Regions from separate parts of the Homo sapiens genome. Here region 2 is linked to region 1. A link is a loop called in an ENCODE intact Hi-C map of the cell type or tissue named here. Cell type or tissue: PC-9. All regions are shown on one strand. Links, peaks and the distances in the headings refer to the core of each region. The heading gives the core; the rest is flanking DNA.

The links. Hi-C counts contacts between places; a loop is a spot of excess contacts. Peaks named below come from ENCODE experiments on the same cell type or tissue, not always from the same donor. Only the 100,000 strongest peaks of a DNase experiment are listed, where the experiment ranks them.
Region 2: it touches region 1 in a loop (11-fold over the local background); 2 of 110 quality-filtered maps call a loop at or near these places.

What each region holds. Positions count from the first base shown.
Region 1 is chr14:64,796,778-64,802,888 of GRCh38, reverse strand. It overlaps SPTB (spectrin beta, erythrocytic), which reads left to right. Exons shown (of 36, transcript NM_001355436.2): 5 at 572-663; 6 at 1,055-1,135; 7 at 1,489-1,604; 8 at 2,021-2,133; 9 at 2,955-3,142; 10 at 5,043-5,160. Among named protein-coding and RNA genes, the nearest start is that of MIR7855, 14 kb to the right of the region's middle. In PC-9, for the core only: CTCF peaks have their summits at 828, 2,467 and 2,669 (motif pointing left); no DNase peak of the experiment used is centred there.
Region 2 is chr14:65,013,904-65,025,172 of GRCh38, reverse strand. CHURC1-FNTB (CHURC1-FNTB readthrough) reads right to left here. Exons shown (of 14, transcript NM_001202559.1): 6 at 9,457-9,548. It overlaps FNTB (farnesyltransferase, CAAX box, subunit beta), which reads right to left. Exons shown (of 12, transcript NM_002028.4): 4 at 9,457-9,548. It also overlaps a transcript of MAX not described here. Among named protein-coding and RNA genes, the nearest start is that of MIR4706, 25 kb to the left of the region's middle. RefSeq lists a silencer at 5,103-5,152. In PC-9, for the core only: CTCF peaks have their summits at 4,856 and 5,068; a DNase peak (open chromatin) is centred at 5,012; H3K27ac peaks cover 858 bases.

The DNA of each region.
Region 1 (6,111 bases), core at 296-4,295:
CATTGCACCTCCAGAGGAGGAATCAGGGCATCTTGTCACTGATTCTCTGCATTCTATTAGAGTTATCCAATTACAGCTGTCTCATCCCTGTGCCATTTTGGCTGACTGAGGCAGGGAAGCAGGCTGCTGGGGCACAGGGCCTCAGGATGTGGTGTTGCTGCGGGGCTGGCGGCTACTCCTTGAGGGCAAGAAATTTGTTTTACCTCTGTGTGTCCTCAGGCCTAGCACAGCGCTGCCACATAATAGGAACAGAATCAATGTTTGTACAGACAGCCACAATACAGCTATGGAGTACTGATGGTGCACCAGGCTCCAGGCCCTGGAGACAGACAAGTGACCAAGACAGATTTCCCTGGGCTCAGGGAGCATCTAGGAGAGAGAAGGAAATGTAAATGCAGGGAGCAGGGCACATGAAGGGAGACCCAACCCAAGCGCCATTTATACTGGCTCTTAAAGGATGAATTAGTGTTAAGTGAAGGGGGGATGAGGGAGGGAGCCTCCCAGGGACGGCAGGAAAGCACAGATCCAGATGCACATCCTCTTCAAATCTCTCTTGTTCTGCTACCCTCAGATTCAGGACATTGTGGTCCAAACTCAGGAAGGTCGTGAAACACGCTCAGCCAAGGATGCGTTGCTGTTGTGGTGTCAGATGAAGACGGCAGGGTATGCCCTGGGAACCAGCTGTTAGCACATCCACCACCAGCCCCTTGCTCCGCACAAGCACTGCCATCTCCAGAGGGACATTAGACATCATCACCCAGAACTACAGCTGCCTCCCTGTAATTGATGCAAAGTCTGTCCTGACCTGATTCTTTGAGGCCTGGAATACAGGATTCTTTTCCAAAGTTGCCTGCAGGCAGACTGGGGGGTCTGTGTGGTGTTCACATCTGATGGGGGAGCCTCTGTGTGTGGTTAGCTGCTGCCCCCTCTTGGTGACCTGGCTCAAGAAAGGACAGTTCCATTTCTCTCCTGGTATATTGGCCCTCAATTTGTACACTTGTTTGGGACTACAAAAAATCTAATTCTTAGCTCTTACTGTTTCTCTTGGATGCAGCTACCCTCATGTTAATGTCACCAACTTTACCTCCAGCTGGAAGGATGGCTTGGCCTTTAATGCCCTGATACACAAGCACCGGTAAGAGGGAGGGGACAGCCGTGGGGACTGACTGAGACAGCCTCCCTGGGAATATTTGGACACATTGCACTTAACATGGAGTCACAGAAATGTGACCTCTGCTGTTCCTTCTCCTCTCCCCTTCAGCAGCCCATAGCACCTTCACTTTCCTTAAATCCCAGCATGCCTGCCGCCCACTTCCCTCATATGCCAAGGCTCACACCTGCCCCCTCTCCTCTGCTCCCATCTCCTCCTTTCACTCCTCCTGCCTGACCACCTCCCTGCCTCTGTACAATGTCTGCTTCATGCTAGGGCTGCCCTCCTGGTGGGGATGCTGTGGCTACTCCCTTTTCACAGTCCAGTTTTGTCCCCAGGCCCGACCTGATCGACTTTGATAAGCTGAAGGACTCCAATGCCCGGCACAACCTGGAGCACGCATTCAATGTGGCTGAGCGCCAGCTGGGCATCATCCCGCTCCTCGACCCCGAAGGTGAGCCACACCCACCCCTGCCAGCCTTTGCTGCAGCAGTGGGGGATGCACTCGCTGTGCTAGAGGAGCTCAGCCGCCAGGACTTCTGGAGGCCGGCCCAGGTGCTGGGCAAGCTGTGGGCACAGTGAGGGGCAGTGGCCAGGCCAGGCTCTGATCTGGGCCTGCTTCTCTGCTCCATGCTGGTTCCCATGCCTGCCTGGTCTGTTTGGAGATGGACTTTGGATCCTTCTTCTTTTCTTCTTTTGTAATGTGTGGTTCTAAAATGGATTTCATCACACTCTTCCATTCTTGCTCTGTTGGTTGTCACTTGCTGCCTGTAGTTGAACTTGATGCTGGAGGAATGGGGAATAAACCCTCTGAGCCTGACTTTCCCGACTTCCAGTTTGGTCCTGAGAGTACACCCTTTTCCCTAACAGATGTCTTTACGGAAAACCCTGATGAGAAATCCATCATCACCTATGTGGTGGCCTTTTACCACTACTTCTCCAAGATGAAGGTGCTGGCAGTGGAGGGCAAGCGTGTCGGCAAGGTACAAGCTGTTTTGGAACCAAAGTGTCACTCTTCCCCTGTTTGTCAGGTCCAGACAGAGTGGCCCTCTTTCCAACCAAAGAAAGGGTGAAGAGTACAGCTCACCCACCCCCCAACTTCCTCTAAAGCTGACCTTGGCAACATTGATGGCTCCTGAGCTGAATTCCAAAGCAGGTTGATGGTCTGTCCTGAAAGGTACCACAGCTGGCTGCTCTGTACCTGGCGAACACCTGGTCCACCTGAGACCCATGTCTCATGGACATCCCCACAGGAACCCTCCAGGCTTTTATGTGGTTTGTTTATTGTGATTGCAGACCTCTTAGGCACCCACAGTGTACCAGAAACTCACCCATTGGTATAGACCCTCATGCCAGATTCCTTCCCTCTGCTAGATCCTTAGCTCTTAGAGTATAGGTACCATTTCTCATTCATCTCTGTGCCTCATGTTTAGTAAAGACAATGGCTGGCAGCCTTTGACTCCTCATGAACATTTAAAAATAAACAAAACCCTGGCCCCCTAGTGGCTGGCATCCTGGCACAGCAAGCTTACCAATCTTCTCTAGCACTGGGGAGGGGAACTGCACCCAACCCTTAACAGGCCAGCTCGCTGCCGATTGGCAAGAGGAGGGCCTCACCCAATTCCAGTCTACTCCTTCTGCCCTACCAGCACACTTGGGCTCAGGGAACAAACCCAGCCTAGAGCACTCCAGGGCTTAGGAGGTGGGAGCCCCATTTCGTGGCACCTTGATTGTGGTCCTCATTGATATCCTCAGTGGTGGCATTGCCCTTCTGATGAGAATAAGTAAGAAGATGATTCCTTAGGTTATTGACCATGCCATTGAGACTGAGAAGATGATTGAAAAGTACAGCGGGCTAGCCTCGGACCTGCTCACCTGGATCGAGCAGACCATCACTGTCCTGAACAGCCGCAAGTTTGCCAACTCGCTGACGGGCGTCCAGCAGCAGCTGCAGGCCTTCAGCACCTACCGCACCGTGGAGAAGCCGCCCAAGTAAGGGCCCTGGCACATGGGAGGGTGGTCCTCAGTGGCTGGGAAACTGACCACCAAAAGGTAGAGCCAGGTTCTGGGCCTTATGAAGTGTGTCCACAAGGCACACCCTCAAGATTAGAGAGCTGTATGTGTGTCACCTGCCTTGTGCCCCTCTTCACCACTCTTCTCCCAAGCCATCAGCTTAGAGAAACCAGCATTGATGAGAAACCTCGACTCACGACCAAAGACAGTGGCTTCTCCCAGATATCCCTGAGGAGGAACAGGAGGGAAATCATAGGCTTCTGAGTCTCTTTGAAGAACCCAGGCTGGAAAGCTCCTCTCTGGTCTGCCACTGAGCTGTGGGCTTGTTTTCTGATGACCTCTGTGCTCTCAGCCCCTGAGCTCTCTGCATGGGGCCTTATGGATTGTCAAGTTCATCCTTCTTTTTCTCTCCCATCTGTCACTGCTCAGCAACAGACCACTTAGCCTGCTTCTCAGGACCTCTGCCCCACCCTAGTGTGTGCAGAGCCTGTGTGCATATGCTTACACACATGTGCATGCAAACAACCGTGCACACACATGCATACCTGCATACACATAACCATGCATACACACAACTGTGCACCCATGAACATGCATGCACACACAAACATACACACACAACCGTGCACTCATACACATACACCTAACTATACATGCATTTATGTGTGCACACATAACTATGCACCCATGCACATATATATGCACATACAACCACATGTACAAATGCACATACATATATACAACCATGCATGTGCACATGCACACACAAACATGCACACATACACACATACACACGGGGCATTCCAGCTTATCTGCCATTAGCTTGTCCAGATCCTCTGAAATAGGCTTCTAGCTCATTGATGGTACCTTCTGCTCTGCTCTTCCCCCCATCTCCCACACTCTGCATTCATGACTTTCAAATGGGGAAAGGTGAAATGCTGAGTCTAGGATATACTATAAACAAGTATCTGGTTTCTAGTCTGACAGTAACCCATTTCTGAAGCCCTAAATCCAATACAGTTAGCATCCTCTATGAGTCTACCAGTCACTGCACACAGAGGTGTTATCTCTTGGCTGTGTAGACAGTGCTTCACGGTCACAGTTCTCTTAAGTGCCTGTGAGCACTGAGATCCATTAGGCTGGGCTCAGGGTGGGGACCTTGCATATAGCTGATCCTTGACTGCCAGGTCAAGGATGCAGAAATGGGTGGACACTTAGGTACATGCAGAAATGTGGAAGTACCTGATACCTGGAGCCTGTACCCCATATGCTAGACACCGATCCTGCTGACAATTCTTGTCTCCTACACCTACAAGCCTCTCAGAGCCCAGCCTTTCCTGCCTTCTGGGAAGCATCTGGCCTGTAGGACTTGTCAGGAGATCTGGCTCATTAGGACCTGGGTGAAAGCTGTTTTCAGTGCAGGATGCTCTCCCACGGAATATGCTGCTTCTGGGGTTTTATTGACTCACTTAATAAGGAACTGACCAGAGAGCTAGTAAGAAGCCCTCATCACTTGCAGCACAGAGAAGGTTTTTTAAAATTTTTTTTGTATTGATCCGTACAACTTGATATTTACAGGAATTACCAGAATACCTCAGCTTCCCATGTAGAGGCAAATGATAAATGCTGTGGTGGCCATTGTGTTTTCTCTGGTTTATATTGTAAAGACCCAAACCCCTAATAGATCTCAGTTGGTGAAAAGGATAGATGTTTTAACAGGTAAGCAGACCTACAGATTCTCTTTAGTTTTTCTGTGTTTTTAAGGGAAATATGCTTTGCTATCTACGCTTCAAGATGCCACAGTTCCGTGTTGACTTTAGCAAAAAAATTTGGCCATGAGATCTTAACATCAGTCTTCCTACTTCTGTTTTCTTGACAGGTTTCAAGAGAAGGGGAATCTGGAAGTTCTACTTTTTACCATCCAGTCCCGGATGAGAGCCAACAATCAGAAAGTGTACACACCCCACGATGGGAAACTAGTGTCTGACATCAACAGGGTACCACAGCATTTTCCGTTATGCATTGACAGTAGATTGATTGAATTCCCGATAAGGACACAGTGAATGGTCATTGGACCAGATTAAACCAAGCCACTTTCTTTGATGTTATTAATCCACATGTTGACTATTTGGGGGAGTTATCGAACCTGGTTCTGAGGGGTCAGACTCTACTCCCCCACCCTCCTTCAATCCCCCTGTTCAGATGCCCTGCATCCCTGAGTCCTTTTTTTTTTTTTTTTTTTTTTTTTTTTTTTTTTTGGAGACAGGGTCTCACTCTGTCACCCAGGTGGTAGTGCATTGGCACAATCACAGCTCACTGCAGCCTCGTCCTCCTGGGCTCAAGTGATCCTCCCACCTCAGTCTCAGTAGCTGGGACTACAGGCATGCACCACCACACCTGGCTAAATGTTACATTTTTTATAGAGACAGAGTCTGGCAATGTTGCCTAGGCTGGTTTTGTACTGGGCTCAAACAATCCTCCCACCTTGGCCTCCCAAAGTGCTGAGATTACACGTGTGAGCCATCACACCCAGCCTCCGAGTCCATTTTTTTGGAGCCAGTTTTGTAGCCTATCCTCTGTAGAACCTTGAGTTTGTCTTTGAAGATGGAATATTAACTACTTATAACCAAAGGGAAATGCCTATGACATTTCAGAGGCTTGGAGGCTTACCACCACCTGGCAGTTCATATTGAACGGAGGTAGCCATTAGTCAATAAGAACTTACTGAGCATCCAGAGAGGTGAAAAACATTATTTTGGGCCAAGAGTCTGAGGCAGGTTTAGGGGAAGAGGGAAGTGAGACTCATGAGCAGTGCCCTCTGAATCTTTGATGGGCCCAGACATGAAAGCCAAAGGCTTTTATTGATCTTTAATCTGCTACCACGTCACCCAAGAGCATCAGGCTGTACCTTGATTCCAGAAATCACTCAGTGTTGGGTGAAAGGGGTG
Region 2 (11,269 bases), core at 3,356-7,355, 220 kb before region 1:
CTCCCTCAGCTGACATGCTGCATCTGACTGTCTGGGGCTGTGCTAGAGAACTGGAGGTTGGGCTTCTCTTGATCTCAGACACTTCCGTATTACAGAACATTCTGATCCCAAGGCTTTCCAACTTGCACCTTAAGGAATTGGCAAGTTGACTATGAACTACCAGCTGTCATTCACAGACTTCTTAGCAATTCTGAAGACCAAAATGTTAATGATACTTCTACATATTTAAAAAAAACAAACAAACAAAAAAAAGGAGCCAGGCATAGTGGCTTGTGCCTGTAATTCCAGTACTTTGGGAGGCCAAGGCAGGAGGATTGCTTGAAGCCAGTAGTTCAAGACCAGCCTGGGCAACACAGTGAGACCCCAGCTCTACAAAAAAATATTTTTTTTTCCCACAAATGTAGGGGGAGAAAAACTTATCATAGAGACAAGAAGTTCACCAATAAATAAAAAATTACAAGCAAAAAACATTGTACAAACACCAAGTGGCACATTTTGTGAAAAACAAGTATTCACAAAATCATTCCTTTAGAATATGACTGAAAGCTGCAATACATCAATTTTCTTTAACGTCAGCAAGGCATTTCATTCTAGCTTACGTGCCAATTACCAGCAAAGTGGGAAACTATCTTCTATATCATGGATCTTCAAACCCAAAATGTGTGCATCAGAATCTGTAGAAAGCTAATAAAAGAATACAGAGACCCAGTCCTGCTGAGGTGGAAAAGATCCTGGGCCTTTGTATTTTTACCAAATTCTCAGGTGATTCAGATACATGCAAAGCTTGAGCCATCACTAGTCCTTGCTGCACAACTAAAATTACTTGGGGGGTGTTTTAAAAAAATCCCAACACCCAAGCCACACCTAATTCCAATTAAACCGGAATCACTATGGGTGGGACCCAGGTGGCAGTATTTTTTTTAAACTCCCCACGTGATTCCAATGTTCAGCCAGGTATCAGTGCTTCTCAAACTTGAGTTGCATAGAAATTACCTGTGGATCTTGCTAAACTGCAGCTCTAATTCAGTAGAACTAGATGGGTCTGAGAGTCCTCTTTTTTTTTTTTTTTAGGAGATGGAGTGTCCCTCTGTCGCCCAGGCTGGAGTGCAGTTGAGCGATCTCAGCTCACTGCAAGCTCTGCCTCCTGGGTTCAAGTGATTCTCCTCCCTCAGCCTCCCGAGTAGCTGGGACTACAGGTGCATGCCGCCACGCCCAGCTAATTTTTGTATTTTTTAGTAGAGTCAGGGTTTCACTGTGTTGCCCAGGCTGGTCTCGAACTCCCGAGCTCAGACAATCCGCCCGCCTTGGCCTCCCAAAGTGCTAGGATTACAGGCGTGAGCCACCATGCCCGGCTGAGAGTCCTCATTTCTAATAAGTTCCCAGGTGATAGCAATGCTCCTGGTCTGGGGACCACATTTTGAGTAGCAATGAGATACATCTGTGCTGTCCAATAGGCAGCCACTAGCCACATGAGGCAATTTAAATTCTCAATTAATTAAAATAGAAAATTCAGCTCTTCAGTCACACAAGACACATTTCAAGTACTCCACAACTAACTGTGGCTAGTGGCCAATATAGAACACGTATAGATGTTTATAGACACCTATAGACATTTACAGAATATAGAACATTTTCATTATCACAGAAAGTTCTGCTGGACACCACCACTTTTATCATTCCATCATTAAAGAGTATGTAAATCTTGTAAGAGGGTCAAGTTCAAAGCAGGGATATCAGCGATTGCCTCTCAGCCTTATAAGGAGTTTACTTGGGACTCTTAGGTGATGGCTGAGGACTGATCTAAAGTGATTGATTCTGGCCAGGCGTGGTGGCTCATGCCTGTAATCCCAGCACTTTGGCTGAGGTGAGGGGGATCACTTGAGCTCAGGAGTTCAAGGCCAGCCTGGGCAACATGGCAAAACCCCATCTCTACAAGAATTATAAAAATTAACCAGGCACGTTGGCACCCACCTCTAGCCCCAGCTACTCAGGAGGCTGAGGTGGGAGGATCACTTGAGCTTGGGGAAGTCCAGGTTGCAGTGAGCTGTGATTGTGCCACTGCATTCCAGCCCAGACAATAGAGTGAGACCCTGTCTCAATCAATTAATCAATGTTGATTCTAAACACCGTCATCAGTTTGGATGAAGGATTCAAAGGCATGTACAGTAAATAAGCATATAATACAAAATGAGCAGCAAAACAAATCAGAAACCAATAAGAATAAAACAAATGCAACAGGTACAAATAGCAAGAATTACGCTTAGAGATGGCAGGGGTGGGGGATGGGTAAGGCACATGAATATGGGAAATGACTAGGAACATAGCAGGAAAAGACCAGTAATAAGGGTCCACGAGTTGTGAAGAACAACAATAAAAATGCTTGTTAAAAGCATCATAAATGCAGTATTAGTCAGAACTGTATCTGGCTCTAGCCTCCATTTTCCACCTCAAAGGGAATTCACATGAGAGTTGTAAAAATGACTACTTTTTTTTTTTTTAAGTATTTGGCTGGGTGTGGTGGCTCGTGCCTGTAATCCCTAGACTTTGGGAGGCCAAGGCAGGAGGATCACTTAAGGCCAAGAGTTTGAGACCAGCTTAGGCAATACAGCGAGACCTTATCTCTATTTTTAAAATAATATAAAAAGCTTAATATTACAGACAATCACAGTGAGAAAGCTACCCAGCAAAATACCTCAAATATACAAAGGATAATTACATAAACATTCTAGTAGGTAAAAACTGAGACTAATTTGTAGCAAGAAGTATTTAGGTTACATAAAAAACTTCAGCACTAGACTAGGCTATCATAGACAGACTTAAGGCCTAGGATAAGTTATAAAAATTATAGCTATGTTCTGCACAATTGGGCAGGTTTAAAAAAAAAAAAACAGAAAAAAAGATTACAGCTTTGGAAATAGGAACAGTCATCCATGGGCAGAACGGCTTAGGAGGGGATGTAAATGCAAGATGCATGAGCTGGCATCACATCAAGCTTGTTCTCGTACTAACTAAAACAGCTTCAGCTTGATATAGTGAAGAGGAAATCTCCTTCCCTAGGTAGAATATGACAATGGACAGGTGAAGACGGGCAGCATCTCTTGTTGATTCCGGGTGGCCTCTGCTGCTCACAGAGTCAGACGTGTTATTTGACTCTTCATCAAGCACCGGCAAGTCTCTGGATGGCTGCTGTTCTGGAAGAATGGTCAGGTCGAAAGTTGGCTACTATAGGCCGGGCGCAGTGGCTCACGCCTATAATCCTAGCACTTTGGGAGGCCGACGTGGGCGGATCACTTAAGGCCAGGAGTTTGAGACCAGCCTGGCCAACATGGTGAAACCCCATCTCTACTAAAAATACAAAAATTAGCCAGGCATAGTGGCATGCGCCCGTAGTCCCAGCTGCTTGGGAGGCTGAAGCACGAGAATCGCTTGAACCCGGAAGGTGGAAGTTGCAGTGAGCTGAGATTGCACCAGTGCCCTCCAGCCTGGGGGACACAGCAAGACTGCCTCAAAGGAAAAAAAAGTTGGCTACTTTAGAGCAGAGTTTCTCAACTGTTGACACTGGGGCTCAGTAATTCTTTGGTGCAGGGACCGTCCTGTAGAGGATATTTAGCAGCACCTCTGACCTGCACCCACCAGGTGCCAACAGCACCTGGCCAGGAAAAATGCCCAGGAGACAAAGGCCTAGATATGGTGTCCTCACTGAAAGGTAAGGAAACATACAAACTAGACTTAAAAATTAAAAGGAAAAATATTTAAGGGGCTATTCCGGGGATAAGCTACTAACAACCTTTTGAAAGGGAAAGGATAAAACACTGAAATAGCAAAATTTGAATTTATCTTTGGAAAAATCTTACAAGCTGAAATGTCCTAAAATGGTTTTTAAGTTAAAGGCAATTTTTAAATCTTACAGAAGCTAAAAACATAACTTTAACAGTGCGATGGTCTCCCTGTGAATTTTATTTTGCTCTGTTTCACTGAAGCTGCTTTCAGTAACAAAGAATGGGATTCTCATTAGAGGATGCTTCCTTCAGTGCCAAAACCATTAAGCAAAGCAAATGTACTTAGTCTAGTTCCAAAATATTAATTCATTTTAGATAAACACATATAAATGTGTGCATATAACCTCTTAAAAGAGGGAAGCTAGGCCGGGTGCGGTGGCTCACATCTGTAATCCCAACACTTTGGGAAGCCAAGACAGGTGTATCACCTGAGGTCAGGAGTTCAAGACCAGCCTGGCCAACATGTTGAAAGCCTGTCTTTACAAAATACAAAAATTAGCTGGGCGTGGTGGCACACCCCTGTAATCCTAGCTACTTGGGAAGCTGAGGCAGGAGAATCACTTGAACCCGGGAGGTGGAGGTTGCAGTGAGCTGAGATCATGCCACTGCACTACAGCCTGGCAACAAGAGCAAAACTCCGTCTCAAAAAAAAAAAAAAAAGGCCGGGCGCGGTGGCTCATGCCTGTAATCCCAGCACTTTGGGAGGCTGAGGCAGGTGGATCACCTGAGGTCAGGAGTTCGAGACCAACTTGGCCAACATGGTAAAACCCAATCTCTACTAAAAATACAAAAATTAGCCGGGTGTGGTGGCTCCCGCCTGTATGCCTGTAGTCCCAGCTACTCGGGAGGCCGAGGCAGGAGAATTGCTTGAACCCAGGAGGTGGAGGTTGCAGTGAGCCAAGATCGTGCCACTGCACTCCAGTCTGGGCAACAGAGCGAGACTCTCAAAAAAAAAAGAGGCAAGCTGAAGTCCTACCTATGGACTGGGCATGGTGGCTCACGCCTATAATCCCAGTGTTTTGGGAGGCTAAGGCAGGAGGATCAATTGAGCCCAGGAGATTGAGACCAGCCCAGGCAACACAGCAAGGCACTGTCTCTACCAAAAATAAAGAAAACATTCCAGGCTATGAATACATTATTCTTGAAACCTCTGATACCAGCAGTAACAACCTCGCCTTGCTGGCTTTGGTCAGCGGTCATAGCAGCTGACAAAAGTATTTTGTCCACTAGAGGGAACCCAGCTTATCATATTGTTCCCTAAACAAATAGAAGCACAGCAGTGAACAAAATAGGAAAGAGAAACCTTTGTGTAAGTGTAGGGGGCGTGTGTGTTACATGCAGGGGAAAAGAAGGCAGGAAAATAATAAAACTGCAGAGCTAGACTTTTTGACTCTAGGTCACCTTAATATATTTGTATGAAGAAAGAAAACTGAACGCATTTCAAAGCATTTCATTTCCCTGTGCAAGATAAATAAAAAGGCAATATTCTATTTCAGCTAGTCTAAAAAAAATCTTCTATTTATATAGAAGTCCTTAAGATTTATCTGTATCTTACTAAAAATAATCTATTTCCTTATGGGTCAGAGCCAGTAGGCTTTGTTCATAACAAGTGTTTTCTGCACCTAGAAGTAACCACCTCCTAGGCACAAAGCAAAATACATTATTGGGAAGTCTAAGAAATGTTTAAAAGTTCACTAAATCAATGCGTAGAAGAACCACAGGTAAAGCTTTTAAGGCATCTGTGAAGCAGAAACTCTCATTAACTGTCAAGTGGTTTTTGAAATAAGGACAAATCAGCTTATTTTTAAACCATTCCTTTTTTAATTACAAAATAATAAAAGATCATTGTAGAAACTTCAGAAAATGCAAGTAAGCTTAAAAAAAATGTTTTGTTTGTTTGTTTTTTGAGACAACAGTCTCCTTCTGTTACCCAGGCTGGAGTGCAGTGGTGTGATCTCGGCTCACTGCAACCTCTGCCTCCCGGATTCAAGCAATTCTCCTGCTTCAGTCTCCCGAGTAGCTGGGATTACAGGTGCCAGCCACCACATCTGGCTATTTTTTGTATTTTTAGTAGAGACAGGGTTTCACCATGTTGGCCAGACTGGTCTCGAACTCCTGACCTCAAGTAATCCGCCTGTCTCAGCCTCTCAAAGTCCTGGGATTACAGCCATGAGCCACTACATCCAGCCAGAAAGTTCTTCTTTTTCTTTTTCTTTTTTTGAGATGGAGTTTCACTCTTGTTGCCCAGGCTGGAGTGCAGTGGTGCAATCTTGGCTCACCGCAACCTCCGCCTCCCGGGTTCAAGCGAGTCTCCTGCCTCAGCCTCCTGAGTAGGAGCCGGGAGTGCAGTAACAGAAGGAGACTCTTGTCTCAAAAAACAAACAAACAGCCTCCTGAGTAGGATTACAGGCATGCGCCACCACGCTTGGCTAATTTTGTATTTTTAGTAGAGACGGGGTTTCTCCATGTTGGCCAGGCTGGTCTCAAACTCCCGACCTCAGGTGATCCACCCACTTCGTTCTCCCAAAGTGCTGGGATTACAGGTGTGAGCCACCGCGCCTGGCCTTTTTTTTTTTTTTTTTTTAAGACAGAGTCTCACTCTGTCCTCCAGGCTGGAGTAGAGTGGCATGATCTTGGCTCGTCGCAACGTCCACCTCCCAGATTCAAGCAATTCTCCTGCCTTAGTCTCCCGAGTAGCTGGGATTACAGGCATACACCACCAAGCCAGGCTAATTTTTATATTTTTAGTAGAGACAAGATTTCCCCATGTTGGCCAGGCTGGTCTCGAACTCTTGATCTCAGGTGATCTGCCGACCTTGGCCTCCCCAAGCCCTGGGATTACAGGTGTGAGACACCGTGCCCAGCCCAGAAAGTTTATAAAATCACTTTTAACCCCATCGTCCAGAAATAACTACTACATGTATCTTTCTGGTTCTATCTATGCATATCATCATCTATATTTTTAATGTATGTAAATTAAATCTTTTAAACTATTTTCATTTCACATCTCTCTATATAAATACATATATTTTAACATACAAATATACACATTCATATATTTATTGAGACAGGGTCTTGCTCTGTTGCCCAGGCTGGAATGCAGTGGTGCCATCATGGCTCACTGCAGCCTCAAACCCCTGAACTCCTGTCTCGGCCTCCTGAGCAGCTAGAACTAGAAGTGTGCACCACCACGCCCAGCTATTTTTATTTTTATTTTTGAAATGGAGTCTCACTATGTCGCCCAGACTGGTCTTGAATTCCTGGGCCCCAGTGGTCCTCTGACCGTGGCCTCCCAAAGTGCTGGGGTTACAGGTGTGATCATGCGTGGCCACATTTATACATTTTTTAATGGTTATATAGTATTTCACAGAATGTACTGCACCATAAATGACTTATGTTTTATTTTTTAAATTTATGTATTTTATTTATTTATTTTTTTGAGATGGAGTGTCACTCTGTTGCCCGGACTGGAGTGCAAAGGCGCAATCTCGACTCACTGCAACCTCCGCCTCCTAGGTTCAAGCGATTCTCCTGCCTCAGCCTCCCGAGTAGCTGGGATGACAGGCATGCACCACCATGCCCAGCTAATTTTTGTATTTTAGTAGAGATGGGGTTTCACCATGTTGGCCAGGCTGGTCTCAAACTCCTGACCTCAAGTGATCCACCCACCTCAACCTCCCAAAGTGCTTGGGATTACAGGCGTGAGCCACCACACCCAGCTTTACATTTAAAAAAAATTTTTTTTAAACATTCTCTACTGTTGATATTTAATTTAGATTGCTTCCAATGAAAGGCCCTTTAAAGGCTCCTCTCTTCCTATGTGACATTGCCCCAGAAGCGGCGCTGACACTTCCTCAGAAAAGCCTTCACTATAAAACACCAAGTACACAGCCTAGAAAAAAACTCAGTCGATTTTGGCTCGAGTTCTTCCACCTCAGGCACCCCCTGTGATTCTCTCTTCCAGTTTTTCATGGGTCTGCGGCCTCCTCCATCCAGCGTTCAGATCCAGGCTCACAGAAATCCCCATTTTTTCTTTCTTCTCTCACACCCAACTTTCCCATTGTGCAAGAGTGAAGGGAAAACTTTCCAAATATCCTGATTGTGTAGGAGTGAAGGGAAAACTTCCCAAACAATCCCCAGGCCCCCGAGCTGGTATTTCAAAAACACACGAGGCTGGATGTGGTGGCTCACACCTGTTATCCCAGCACTTTGGGAGGCCGAGGCAGGTAGATCAGCTGAGGTCAGGAGTTCAAGACCAGCCTGGTCAATATGGTGAAAGCCTACCTCTACTAAAAATACAAAAATTAGCCAGGCACGGTGGTGGGTGCCTGTAATCCCAGCTACTCAGGAGGCTGAGGCAGGAGAATCGCTTGAACCCGGGAAGCAGAGGCAGCAGTGAGCTGAGACTGTGCCACTGCACCCCAGCCTGGGTGACAGAGTGAAACTCTGTCTCAAAAAAAAAAAAAAAAAAAACCACGTGGGCCTTTCTTTGACAATTAAATTCCTGTTACTGCAGAAACTGTGTCCAACTCTCCTTCCAGTGCTGGAAGCAGCCAGGCTTGCAGTGGCATCCCGATGATCAAAACAATGCACTTGCCTCTCCCTCAGAAAGCATCCTACGTACCACAAGGGTTAATGGCCTAATTCTTTATTATCTTCCCCATCCACATTCATCACAAGACACCCTGCCCAGGAAGGCAAGAATGAGAGGTTATTGTTAAGACAGAATGAATGAGACAATGTGCAGTTCTGTTCCTCTGACCTGACAATGTGACTGAGGCAGGGGCTCTGTGACCAGAGAGGGGCCCCGGCTAGGCCTCTGTGTGTCCCAGCACAGCTGCCTCCTTGTGCTGTGGAGAAACAAACCTGGCTCAGAAGTCTCTCATCCCAGATGCTTCGACCTCAAGAGCACCAGAGGAAGCTGAGAAATTCGAGATGCTGCCTAGAGCCCATGCTGCCTCTCAGTGGATCTCTTGGATCCAATTCCTGGCTGCCCTTTCTTATTCCAGGTATCCCTAGGACTGGAGTCATGATCAGTCTTTTCTTCTTTAATATATAAATGGTGATGAGTGTCTGGGAATGAGATGCCAGATCACGAATGCCATCTGTACAAGGATCTTGGGAAGAAGCTCAGTTGCTTAGATCTCTAATCATCGATCAGGTTTAGGAAAACTGAGAGTCATGGCATTTGTATGCCACACCAGTAACACATCCAGTCCCATCAAGAGCTACATGGTCGCTCCAAGCACCGGGAGCGGGGAGGTACTTCTATAGAGGTGCGTAGGAAAGGCAAAGGCATTTTTGTTCACTGGACTGGCACGTGCTTCCCCACAGAAGCTGTTCAAATGCATACTGTACTTTCTGGCAAAATCTTGTCTCTCAGAGTTGATGATTAAGACTTTTCTCAAAGACCAGAGTCAAGAGCCAAAAGAAAAGGCCACAGAAGAAACCAGAATCCTTCTCTTGGAAGTTCAAAGTCTTGTTCTACCCACCAGCTTACATTAGTTTTCTAAAGTGGAGGAGTTTCAGGAAGTTGCCGGAGGTCATGAGAAGAGCAAAGATTTCTTTGTGGCACTGTTTTTTTCCATTCCAAACAAACAAAACAGAAACAAAACAAAATCCCAAACTCAAAATACAATTTCAGAGAACACCCCAGATTTCCCAAAGACAGACTCACTCTGTAGCCACTATCTGGGGGATGGGTTCATCTAGCAGTTCCAAGCTGTGCAGGATCCAATAGCAGAGCCATGGGCGGCTGGCATCCAGACACTGGGAGAGAGACAGGAGAGAAAACATCCCTTATTCACAATCACTCCAAGACACTGCTGCCAAGGCTGTATCTGTCTCACTCCCAGCAGCCTGGCAAGGGGGAGGAGGGCACCCTTGCTCAAACAACAATCAGTGAATAAAGGACACTTTGCTTTGTGGCCTTAGCCAGGAGCTGAAATGACCATCTGTTAAAAAAAAAAAAAAAAAAAAAAAAGATAACAAGGCTGGGCGCGGTGGTTCATGCCTGTAATCCCAGCACTTTGGGAGGCCAAGGTGGGTGGATCATTTAAGGTCAGGAGTTCAAGACCAGCCTGGCCAACATGGCGAAACCCTGTCTCTATTAAAATTACAAAAATTAGCTGGGCATAGTGATGTGCGCCTGTAATCCCAGCGACTTGGGAGGCCGAAGCAGGAGAATCACTTGAACCCGGGAGGCAGAGGTTGCAGTGAGCCGAGATGGCACCACTGCACTCCAGCCTAGGCGACAGAGCAAGACTCCGTCTCAAAAAAAAAAAAGAAAGAAAAGAAAAAAAAGACAACAGGATTAAAAAAAAGATGACCCTGAACCCAGTGGATCCCTCCCTGGCAGGCATCTAAGGAAGGCTGAGCAGAGGACTTCCTACAGGCCAGGAGGTTAGGGGCTGCTATTTTCTCGGTATAGAACCAAGGAGATATACATTCTCTGAAGAGATTTCCTAGCTTAACTCAATCACTGATTCAACAAATATTTGATAGTATCTACTTGTGCCAAGCACTGTATTAGACACTGGGGGGATGATAATAAAATTTGGTTTCTACCGTTTATTTTTTTGAGACAGGGTCTCGCTCTGTCACCCAGGCTAGAGTGCAGTGGTATGATCTCAGCTCACTGCAGCCTCAACCTCCCGGGCTCAAGCAATCCTCCCACCTCAGCCTCCTAAGTAGCTGGGACTACGGGCACACACCACTATGCCTGGCTAATTTTTTAAGTTTTTATAGAGACAGCATCCCACTATGTTGCCCAGGCTGGTCTTGAACTCCTGGGCTGAAGCAATTCACCTGCCTGAGCCTCCCAAAGTGCTGAGATTACAGGCATTAGCCACCATGCCTGAACTGGTTTCTGTTCTTGAGATGCTTGGGATATAGAATGTGTGTGGTTACCTGTAGGGGAAGAGAGCACTGGACAGACATATAAGTTACCTCATGTCTTTCTGGAACCAACACGTGTACATATACCTGGAGAAATGCTGTAATGGACGAAAACAGAGTTTTGAGGGAGCACGTGGAAGAGACTGACTAATTCTGCCTGGGGAGCTAGGAAAGGCTTCCAAAGGCAAAATGCAGACGGCTCTTGATCCTAATTAAACCATAAATGATTATTGAGCATTCAAGGCTAGGCAGGGTAGGTAGGAGTACTGCCCCAGTTTTATAAATTAAAATATATAAATGAGGTCCAAAGATTAACCTTTTTCAGATTATAAAAATAGCAAATGTCAGAGGTGAGACAAGAACCTAGGTTTTTAGAGTCAATCCAGTGTTCTTTCCGTTGGCCCAAGCTGCTCTCTTCAAAACTATGCTGATATCCCAAGCTGTGGCTAACCCACCACCTGGAAGGTAGGCTGGTGAGCTACTGAAGACACTGCCAGGGATGCAGCTTAAGTTTGAATCCCAGCTCCTCATCTTACTCGCTATGTGCCTTTGAGCAAATGACTTAATTTTACTATGCCCATTTCATTATCTGC